2 separate regions of the Homo sapiens genome follow, and region 1 is linked to region 2. A link is a loop called in an ENCODE intact Hi-C map of the cell type or tissue named here. Cell type or tissue: heart right ventricle. All regions are shown on one strand. Each heading gives the region's core, and the rest is flanking DNA. Links, peaks and the distances in the headings are about the cores only. Region 1 overlaps UBE2R2 (ubiquitin conjugating enzyme E2 R2). Region 2 overlaps UBAP2 (ubiquitin associated protein 2).

Region 1 (5,384 bases), core at 273-5,272, 59 kb after region 2:
GGATCACGAGGTCAGGAATTCAAGAACAGCCTGGCCAACATGGTGAAACCCCATCTCTACTAAAAATACAAAAATTAGCTGGGCATGGTGGCGCATGCCTGTAATCCCAGCTACTCGGAAGGCTGAAGCAGGAGAACTGCTTGAACTGGGAGCCGGAAAGCAGAGGTAGCAGTGAGCGAGATTGCGCCACTGCACTCCAGCCTGGGCTACAGAGCGAGACTGTCTCAAAAACAAACAAACAAACAAACAAACAAACAAACAAACAAACAAAAAAGCACACTTATAGAATAGTGAAGAGTAGCCTCAAAGGAAAAAAACTAGCGGGCCCTCATATATCAACCTGAGAAACAGAATGCATTATTCTAGTATCCTTATGGATTAGCCCAAAGCTAAGTACGTTTCATCAACAAAGCTAGAAATGCTTCCCCCAGGCATGTGCACTTGTCTAGTACAAGAACCTCACCTTGAATTTATTCCAAAAGAGCCTCCCAAATGTTCAGCAGCAATTCCTAAAAGGAGGCCAGTCCAAATGTAATGGGATAAATCCCGCTCCCCCTACCAAAAGCTGAATCTCTCACCCATAGGAACAGGTGACCCTTGCTGTGAAGTTAGAGGATAGGCACACAAATAAATTTATATTACATTATCTACTAAATTTTTAAATGCACATGTTAAAGACATGTGTATTATAACCCTAGCAATGAACAGCAAAAGTCTAAAGCCCAAATCCTTTACTTTATCCTTTATCCTGTAGAATATACACAGGATATTATAAAACTACACTAATGTTAAATAATTAATCCAGAAACTGTTAACTGAAGTGCAAAATCATTAATATTTCTCTATGGCTACAAAAGCCTAAGTATCAAAGTGTGCTGAGATAGGCTATTTTAAAGTACTGATTTAAAAAAAAAAATCTTCAGAGAAATTTATGATGGATGTCTCCTTACCTCATAAATGTTGGGGTGCCACATTTTGGTCAAGAATCTGAAGGTAGGTGGTGAATAGGGGTAGTCAATAGGAAATTTAATATGCGCCTGAAAAGAAAAAAAATGAAATGCTAATAAATGAGACTATAACTTATTCATCTGCCTAATAATTCACCCTACTACACGCCACAGAAACAAAGCTCCTTTCATAGAGTAAACTCTTGAGATTAAAGTAGCTCAGACATACTTTGTTATCCCCAGTGCCAGGGTCATTAGTAAGTTCTTACAGCACCCCTTCAAATATTTATAAAAGCCTTTTTTTTTTTTTTTTTTTTAAGACGGAGTCTCACTCTGTCAGCAGGCTGGAGTGCAGTGACGTGACCTCAGCTCACTGCAACCTCCACCTCCCAGGTCCAAGCGATTCTCCTGCCTCAGCCTCCCGAGTAGCTGGGACTACAGGTGCACGCCACCACGTCCGGCTAATTTTTGTATTTTTAGTAGAGACGGGGTTTCACCATGTTGGCCAGGATGGTCTCAATCTCTTGACCTTGTGATCCACCTGCCTCGGCCTCCCAAAGTGCTGGGATTACAGGCGTGAGCCACCGTGCCCTGCCCCTATAAAAGGCTATTTTAAGTCACCAAAACTCACACTCACTCACATACACAAACATACATAAATATAATTTTAACTTGCCTCACAAGTGAAAAACAGTACTCTGTACATTTTATTTTTATAACAAAATAATCTAATTTTAGAGTACACAATATGGAACAACGGTATTTTTCTTTTTACTCACATAATTTAACTGTCATTCTATCACCCAGAAATAATAAATGCTGACATTGCTGATTTCCCTTACAAAACGTATTTTTAAAAACTTCAACATACTGTATTTTGTATTCTGCTTTTTTCACCTGTATCACATTGTAAACATTTTTTTTACACCATAAAATATTCTCTTTACATGGATGACTGACAGTATCTGCATTATACTCCATCAAATGTATACCTACATGAACCATTTTATAAAACTATTTCCTTATTTTGGGCATTTGGGTTGTTTCTCACACCTTTGCTGTTACAAATCCTGCTGCAGTGAACGTCCTTTGCAGTATCCCCGTATTTTATATATGAAGAAATCCAGAAAACCTGAAAAGTTCTCTCTTCCACAAAAGCAATGGGAAAATTGCCAAAAATTATAAGCATCATTTTCAGAATTCCAGAAAATAACCAGAGGCTTGCAACAATTCAAGGAGTAGATATTTAAAGAAAATGGCTGACATTCAGTAAGAACATCAAGCTACGTGATTTTAACTTACCCTAATCCAATCTCCTATACTCTAGCTGTGCAGCAGCCTTAAAACACATTCAAAGTAAAAACCAAGGAAGCTGACAGGCCCTGGAGAGGATAGAATGGGCTGGCATTTCGCCAAAGCCTTACTCCCAGAGAATTGTCATTAAGTTTACTTTTCTAATGGTTCCCTAGAAAACTCCACTTGCAAGGCTGTCTACATATGATTGGATTTGGAGCTTGGCCAATATGAAAACATTTTCCCTGGCAGCTTTGTTGAAAACAATGGCAGGCAACTATTTAATCTTAAAGGTACCTGAGGCAGTGGAAAATACAAAACAGACTAACCAAAAACGTTAAGGAAAAGCTGGGCTGGGCTAAGAGTTGTCCATTATGGTTCTGAAAAGCTCTGACAAATTATTGTGAGTCTATAATACCATGACAATGTGTAGAGCTATGCACATGCCCAGCACTATGTGCATGCTCAGGAAAGCCCTAAGAAGGCCCTAACTTTATACCTCTGGCTTAACTTGAGAATGTATACAACAAGAAAGTAAAGAGTTTGCAAATGCCTGTCTGAATTAAGTTGAAGACATGCAATGACACATACGCAGAGCCTCTCTACAAATTCCAGCTAACTAACTGGTTCTAGAAAACCAAGGAAATCTCTGTTCAATCATTACCTGACCACTAAGCTGAGTGGAGAATTCACTGGCCACACATAACAATAATATCGACATTATATAATTAGGTAAAAGAAGTCAACAGTAATTACAACAGCAGCAGCAATGGCAACAACAAAAACCCTGGGGAAGAGGAGAATTGGATTCCTGCAGGTGCCACTGTATATTATTTAAATTTCTAGTTTTCAGCAAAATATTACAAGCTATGAACAAAGTATGGTCCATACAACAGGAGAAAAAAAAAAGAATCAATAGAAACTGGAAACCTAAGTATTCAAGTTACTAGGCAAAGACTAAATCAGCTTATCTTTAAACCTTTAAACATTTCAAAGGACTAAAGAAAATCATGGCTAAAGAACTTAAAGGAAAGCATGAGAATGGTGTTTCACCCATAAATACTGAATATCAATAATGAGATAAATTATTTTTAAAAATCCACAAAAAGTGGTGGCTCATGCCTGTAATCCCAACACTTTGGAAGGCTCAGGCAGGTGGATCCCTTGAGCCCAGAATTTCAGACAAGCCTAGGCAAGGTAGCGAGACCCTACTCTACAAAAAATTTAAAAATCAGTCGGGTATGGTGGTGTCTGTGGTCCCAGCTACATAGGAGGCTGAGGTGGGAGGATCACTTGAGCCCAGGAGGTGGGGCTGCAGTGGGCTATGATCATACCACTGCACTCAGGGCTGGGCAGCAGAGGAAGAGCCTGTCTCAAAAAAAAAAAAAGAAAGAAAAAGAAAAAATAAAGGGGTTGGGGGTAGGAGGGGGAAGAGAGGGGGAAGAGAGAGAGAGAGAGAGAGAGAGAGAGAGAGAGAGATTCTTAAGTTGTTAAGTACAAAAACTGTTGATTCTTTGAGACAGGGTCTTGCTCTGTCAGTCACCCAGGCTAGACAGAGTACACTGGGTTACAGCTCACTGCAACCCTGACATTCTGGGCTCAAGTAATTCACCCACCTCAGCCACCTGAGTAGATGGGACTACAAGCATGCATCTCCAAGCCCAGCTAATTTTTTTGTGGGGCTGGAGGTTTCATCATATTGCCCAGGCTGGGTCTCGAACTCCTGGGCTCAAGCAATCCCCACGCCTCGGCCTCCCAAAGTGCTGGGATTTACAGATGTGAGCCACCACAGCTGGCCTGTTCATTCCTTTTGATGACTAAATTTAAGAAGTACAAAAACTGAAATTAAAAAAAAAAATTAAGTGCTGAGCAACAGATTTGAGCAGGTAGAAAAAATAGTGAATTTGAAGATAGGTCAATTTATTGACCTTATTCTTTTTTATTTCTTTTTTTTTTTTTTTTTTGAGACAGAGTCTTGCTCTGTCACCAGGCTGGAGGGCAGTGGTGCAATCTCGGCTCACTGCAACCTCCACCTCCAGGCTCAAGTGATCCTCCTGCCTCAGCCTCCTGAGTAGCTGGGACTACAGGGGCATGCCACCACACCCAGCTAAATTTTTGTATTTTTTAGTAGAGATGGGGTTTCACCATGTTGGCCAGGATGGCGTTGATCTCTTGACCTCGTGATCTGCCTGCCTCGGCCTCCCAAAGTGCTGGGATTACAGACATGAGCCACCGCACTCGGCCTTATTGATCTTATTCTTTTAAGGGGGAGTAGTGGAAATCCCAATTTATAGCTGATTCATCAGGAGTATAGGTCTGCCATAGGCATCCAAAATGGAGGCAGTCTTTCTTGTGGGACTGAGTCCTTAACCTATAGAATCTGATGTTATCTCCAGGTAGACAGTGTCAACAATGAATTGAATTGGAGGACTAAGATAAGAGAGAAACTATAAAATTCTTAAAAGAAAACATAGGTGTAAATCTTCATAACCTTGCATTCACTAAGTTTTGTACACGTGACACCAAAAACACAAGGAACAAAAGTAAAAAGAAATGGGACACAATTAAAATTATTATTATTATTTTTTTGAGGTGGAGCCTTGCTCTGTTGCCCAGGCTGAAGTGCAGTGGCATGATCTCAGCTCACTGCAACTTCCACTTCCTGGGTTCAAGCGATTCTCCTGCCTCAGCCTCTCGAGTAGCTGGGATCACAGGCATGTGCCACCACTCCTGGCTAATTTTTGTATTTTTAGTAGAGATGGGGTTTTGCCATGTTGGCCAGGATGGTCTCAAACGCTTGACCTCAGGTGATCCGTCCACCTCAGACTCCCAAAGTGCTAGGATTACAGGTATCAGCCACTATCCTCGGCACAAGGTTTCTTTTTCAGATGACAAAATGTATTCTAAAATTGATTTTGGTGATGGTTACACAACTTTGTGAATATGCTAGAAACCACTAAACTATATACTTTAATGAATGGGTGAACTGTATGACATATGCATTAAAATCACAATAAAGCTGATTAGGGGGAAAAAAGGCTGGAGCCCAAACACCCAGGTCCCTCAAAGATCTTGATTTCTAAAATATCATTATTTGGCCGGTATGGTGGCTCACGCCTGTAATCTCAGCACTTTTGGAGCCCT
Region 2 (5,384 bases), core at 138-5,137:
ACCACTCCGGGGTTTGAAGCGATGTCTACCAAGGGAAATCATTAGAGACTCAGTGCCCAAAGTTTTTGCTGGGGCAAGAAATGTAGGTACCCTGTGCCTACATTTTTTGCTATAGCACATAGCAAAATTACAGATTCCTAGAAGGAAAGCAGATGTTGAGCATAAACCACATTGTTTATACAGACATTCTTAGCACAGTGAGCCACTCTTAATAGGTTAGTGTGTTGGCACCCTTTGCCAAGTACATACCAGCAGTCCAAATTCTCAGACATTAGCCAAGGTCCAGTCATCAAGCAGGCCTTTTTGAGAGGAATTGTAGGTCCCTATATTAACTTTTTCTGCACACATAACTAGTGAGTGATAGGACTTTTTAGATAGAACCATGCTATTCCCATATTCTTTATAAAACCTGTGTGTTTGGTGCATGCCTATAATACCAAGTTCAAAAATGAATGCGCCTAAACCAGCTCTGCCATTTGTTTTTTTTTAAATTAAATTCTGTTGACACTCAGCTAGCTGGGCACAGTGGCTCATGTAATCCCAGCACTTGGGGAGGCAGAAGGAGGAGGATTGCTTGAGCAGGAGTTCGAGACCAGCCTGGGCAACGTGATGAGACACAAAGGCTAAAATATTAGGTTGTTGTACTATCTGGCCCCATAGAGAAAAAGAGGGCCAACCTCTGTCCCATATGGTAGAACTGGCTTTTCAAATCAGTAGTGAAAAAACGCTTTATTAAAACCGTTTGAAAAATGAAGTTGGATCTCTATGCCAAAATGCCAGTGGGTCAGATAGTTAAACATAAATAGTGAATCTAGAACTATAATAGAGAAAACACAGGAGAATTTTTTTGTTGTTCTGTGTGAGGGAGACCTTTCTGGGTATGGCAGAAAACACCAAATTAGGCAGACAAACAATGAAAAAAATACTCAAAATTTGTATCATAGACAAAAAGAGTTAATTTCCTTAATATAAAAAGAGTAAAAATAAAGCAGATCAACAAACAGGTTAAAAAACTGGCTAAAGAGATAAGAACAGTCTATAAGTAAAGAACACTTAAGTATATGAAATGATACTTAGCACATTTGTATCATTTTAGTTTGTATTTTTTAATACCATTTTCCACCAATTAAACCAGGAGATTCAAAAGTGTTTGATATTAGAGTGTGTTAAAAAGGATGTGTTCTATCTGTGGACAGTAATTTTATAATATTTATCAAAATTCAAAATATATTTACCCTGTGAAGGGGCAACTTTATCCTACCAGTTGATCCTACAGGTATACTTGTACTTGCACAAAATATCTTACATACAAATGTATTCATTAGTGCATTGCTTTTAATAGCATAAGATTTGACCTAAAAGTCCATTAATATAGTACTGGTTTTATAAAATGATACCTATGTGTACTAGATTTCTGTGTAGTCACCAAAATGAGTATGAAGTAGCTCTTTGAACATTAATGTGAGACACTCAATGGAAATTAAATGATTTGTGAGACAGTAAGGTATATAGTGTGTGTATATATATGTCTGTCTGTCTGTCTGTCTATATATATTGTGATATAGTATCTCTGAAAGAGACATTCAGGAAAACCGGGTACAGTGTTTGCCTTTGTGGAGCAAGTATGGGAGAGTGGTGTGGAAGAGAAACATAATATTCGTCATACATATTCTTGTATCTATTGGATTTTGTTTTTTGTTTGTTTGTTTGTCACCCAGTCTGTCACCCAGGCTGGAGTGCAGTGGCGCCATCTCAGCTCACTGCAAGCTCCGCCTCCCGGGTTCACGTCATAGGGCCTGCCTCAGCCTCCCGAGTAGCTGGGACTACAGGTGCCCACCACCACACCCGGCTAATTTTTTTGTATTTTTAGTAGAGATGGGGTTTCACCATGTTAGCCAGGATGGTCTTGATCTCCTGACTTCGTGATCTGCCTGCCTCGGCCTCCCAAAGTGTTGGGATTACAGGCGTGAGCCACTGCGCCCAGCCATCTTTTGGATTTTGTAACATCATATATATATATATATCAATTAGTCCAAAAACTTAATAAGTTTTTTTTTTTTTAATTTTTGGATGAAGACATGGTCTTGTTTTGTCATCCAGGCTGGAATGCAGTGGTGCAATCATAGCTCACTGCAGCCTTGTACTCCTGGGCTAAAGCAATCCTCCCACCTCAGCCTCCCAAAGTGCTGGCATTATAGGCATGAGTGACTGTGCCTGGCTCAAATTTTTAACAGTTATGTAGAAAATCCATAAAATAATAAAAGTATGATTCTCTGTTAGCTAATGGTCAGGTGTGTATAGCACCATAATATTGTTCTCACGAGTTCATCACTCCCTATGCTTAAACATAAACCAAATCTCTCTGGATAGGAAACAAGGTGTGTACCCATTTAGGAACTTTTCCCGTTTATCATAAATGAAGTGTTACACATAGTGTGTGTAAAACCTAAGAAATTCAACTGGAAATGATTTGGAGAAATTGGTGGTAATAGAACACTTCATGTTCTATTGAAGAACATTGTGAAGCCATTATGCCTCATTAATTGCTGCTTACTTTTTTTAGACTTCAAATCTCAACCTGAGCCATCCCCAGTTCTTAGCCAGTTGAGCCAGCGACAACAGCACCAGAGCCAGGCAGTCACTGTTCCTCCTCCTGGTTTGGAGTCCTTTCCTTCCCAGGCAAAACTTCGAGAATCAACACCTGGAGACAGTCCCTCCACTGTGAACAAGCTTTTGCAGCTTCCCAGCACGACCATTGAAAATATCTCTGTGTCTGTCCACCAGCCACAGCCCAAACACATCAAACTTGCTAAGCGGCGGATACCCCCAGCTTCTAAGGTGGGCATTTCATCATGAAGTCACCGTCCTAAAGCTGGAATTATTTTTACATTCAGCTCTAGTGGGATACTAAGTTTTGGAAACTGGGGTACAGTGTTTTTCAAGCACATAGCTTATTGATTGCATAATAAGGATATGGCCATTTCTGAGTGACCAGACTAGTATTAGAGGGAATGGGTTTGTGCTGAGAGCCACAGATCCTTATTTCAAGTACAGATTTGAAGATCTGGCTCAGAGAACTGTTGTTCTTGAGGGTTTTGCTGTATCCCATAGTTGGAGGATGCATGGTTCCTTGACCAGGTGATACTTTCATCATTGGTGAGTCCCCAAAAATAGAGTAGTCAGCTCAGTGTTCACTTCCCACCCACCATCACAACTCCCCCGCATTGCTCTTAGATGCAGGTGGTGATATTAATGCCAACCATTCCTGTTTAACTTTTAATTTCTCCTTTTTTTTTTTAAATGAGACAGGGTCTCGCCGTGTTGTCCAGGCTGGTCTTGAACTCCTGGGTGCAAATGATCCTCCTGTCTTGGCCTCCCAAAGTCCTGGGATTACAGGCATGAGCCACCATGCCCAGCCAACTTTTAATTTTTCTTAGCTTGTTTTTTTTCTTTCTCTTTTTAGAAAAGTCTTAGCCTATTTTCTCCTTGTTTCTCACTCCTTCTTCTTGCCAGTATTGCCTGGGAACCTAAATGCTTGTTTGGCTCTGTTATAGGCCTTTGTGACCTGGAATCTGTGACCTCTGTTCCTGACACGACAGCTTTGCTTTTTCAGATCCCAGCTTCTGCAGTGGAAATGCCTGGTTCAGCAGATGTCACAGGATTAAATGTGCAGTTTGGGGCTCTGGAATTTGGGTCAGAACCTTCTCTCTCTGAATTTGGATCAGCTCCAAGCAGTGAAAATAGTAATCAGATTCCCATCAGCTTGTATTCGAAGTCTTTAAGGTACTGAATTTAGTCCTTTGTTATGAAGCAAAATAGACCCTAAGAGAGATCAACTGGTGGAAAAGAATACATCCTGTGGTAATAGCTATCCTCAGTGTTTATCCAGACCTTCCATCATCTCCATAAGAAACCCCATACCTGTAGCAGACAGTCTCAGTTTCTTCATTGCCCTGCCCCTTAGCAACCAATAATCTGTCTCTGGATTTGCCTACCTGGACATTTCATATAACTGGAATCTTGGAATATGTGGCCTTTTATGTCTGATCTTTCACTTAGTGTAAGTTTTCGAGGTACACCCATGTTTAATGTATCATTTTTATTGCCAAATATTTCATTGTGTTGATAATACCACATTTTATTCATTCATTAGTTGGTGGACATTTGGGTTGTTTGCTCTTTTTGACTATAGTGAATGATGCTGCTATGGACATTTGGTTTCAAGTTTTGCATGCTTTCAGTTCTTTGGGATGTATATCCCAGGAGTAGAGTTGCTGAGTCATATGGTAACTTAACCATTCAGGAAACTCCCATACTGTTTCCACTGTGGCTGTAGCATTTGACATTCCTACCAGTAGTCTATGAGGGATCTAATTTCTCCACATGTTTGCAGCAGTCATTTTCCTTCAGTGGAATATTTTATAAATACAAAATCTCAGATTTTAGTTTTCTTTTCTTTTCTTTTTTTTTTTTTTGAGATAGGGTCTTGCTCTGTTGTCCAGGCTGGAGTGCAGCAGCATGCTTGGCTCGCTGCAACCTCTGCCTCCCAGGCTCAAATGATCCTCCTGCCTCAGACTCCTGAGTATCTGGGATTACAGGCGTGCACCACCATGCCCAGCTAATTTTTAAATATGTTTTGTAGAGACAGGGTTTCGTCATGTTGCCCAGACTGGCCTCAAACTCTGGAGCTCAATGAATCTGCCTGCATCAGCCTCCCAAAGTGCTGGGATTACAGGCATGAGCCACCGGCCTGGCTGACTTTGTTGTTGTTGTTGTTTTAGTTTTTTCACATTCCAGAGGCAAAACCTGATATTTGTTTAAGTTTCCTTTTTAAAGATGGTCTCAAACACCTGGATTCCTTAAAGAATCTTCTTATTTTTTTTCTTTTTTTCTAGACAGAGTCTTGCTCTGTCGCCAGGCTGGAGTGCAGTGGCGCGATCTTGGTTCACTGCAACCTCTGCCTCCCGAGTTCAAGTGATTCTCCTTTCTCAGCCTCCAGAGTGGCTGGGATTACAGGTGCCCACTGCCACGCCCTGCTAATTTTTGTATTTTTAGTAGAGACGGGGTTTCACCATGTTGGCAAGGATGGTCTCGATCTCCTGACCTCCGGATCCGCCCACCTCTGCCTCTCAAAGTGCTGGGATTACAGGCGTGAGCCACCGCACGCAGCCTAAGTATTCTTAAAGATGTCCCCCTATCTCTCAGTTAAATTAGGTGGGTCTCATTTGGGATAATAAATTGATGCAGTAGTTGCATCTCGTGAAGCTGTTTATGTTTTTTTTTTTTTATGAAGCTATTTAAAGTAACAAAATTATGTTGAATATTTTTGACTCTTTTCAGTGAGCCTTTGAATACATCTTTATCAATGACCAGTGCAGTACAGA

What was found. Peaks named below come from ENCODE experiments on the same cell type or tissue, not always from the same donor. Only the 100,000 strongest peaks of a DNase experiment are listed, where the experiment ranks them.
Region 1: a loop joins it to region 2, with 4 times the contacts of the local background. A loop is called at or near these places in 3 of 110 quality-filtered maps.

What each region holds. Positions count from the first base shown.
Region 1 is chr9:33,882,534-33,887,917 of GRCh38, reverse strand. It overlaps UBE2R2 (ubiquitin conjugating enzyme E2 R2), which reads right to left. Exons shown (of 5, transcript NM_017811.4): 2 at 951-1,037. Among named protein-coding and RNA genes, the nearest start is that of SNORD121B, 49 kb to the left of the region's middle. In heart right ventricle, for the core only: no CTCF peak of the experiment used is centred there; a DNase peak (open chromatin) is centred at 2,357; H3K27ac peaks cover 1,321 bases.
Region 2 is chr9:33,941,819-33,947,202 of GRCh38, reverse strand. It overlaps UBAP2 (ubiquitin associated protein 2), which reads left to right. Exons shown (of 29, transcript NM_001370062.2): 14 at 2,564-2,838; 15 at 3,614-3,783; 16 at 5,341-5,384. Among named protein-coding and RNA genes, the nearest start is that of SNORD121A, 8.3 kb to the left of the region's middle. In heart right ventricle, for the core only: no CTCF peak of the experiment used is centred there; no DNase peak of the experiment used is centred there; H3K27ac peaks cover 1,663 bases.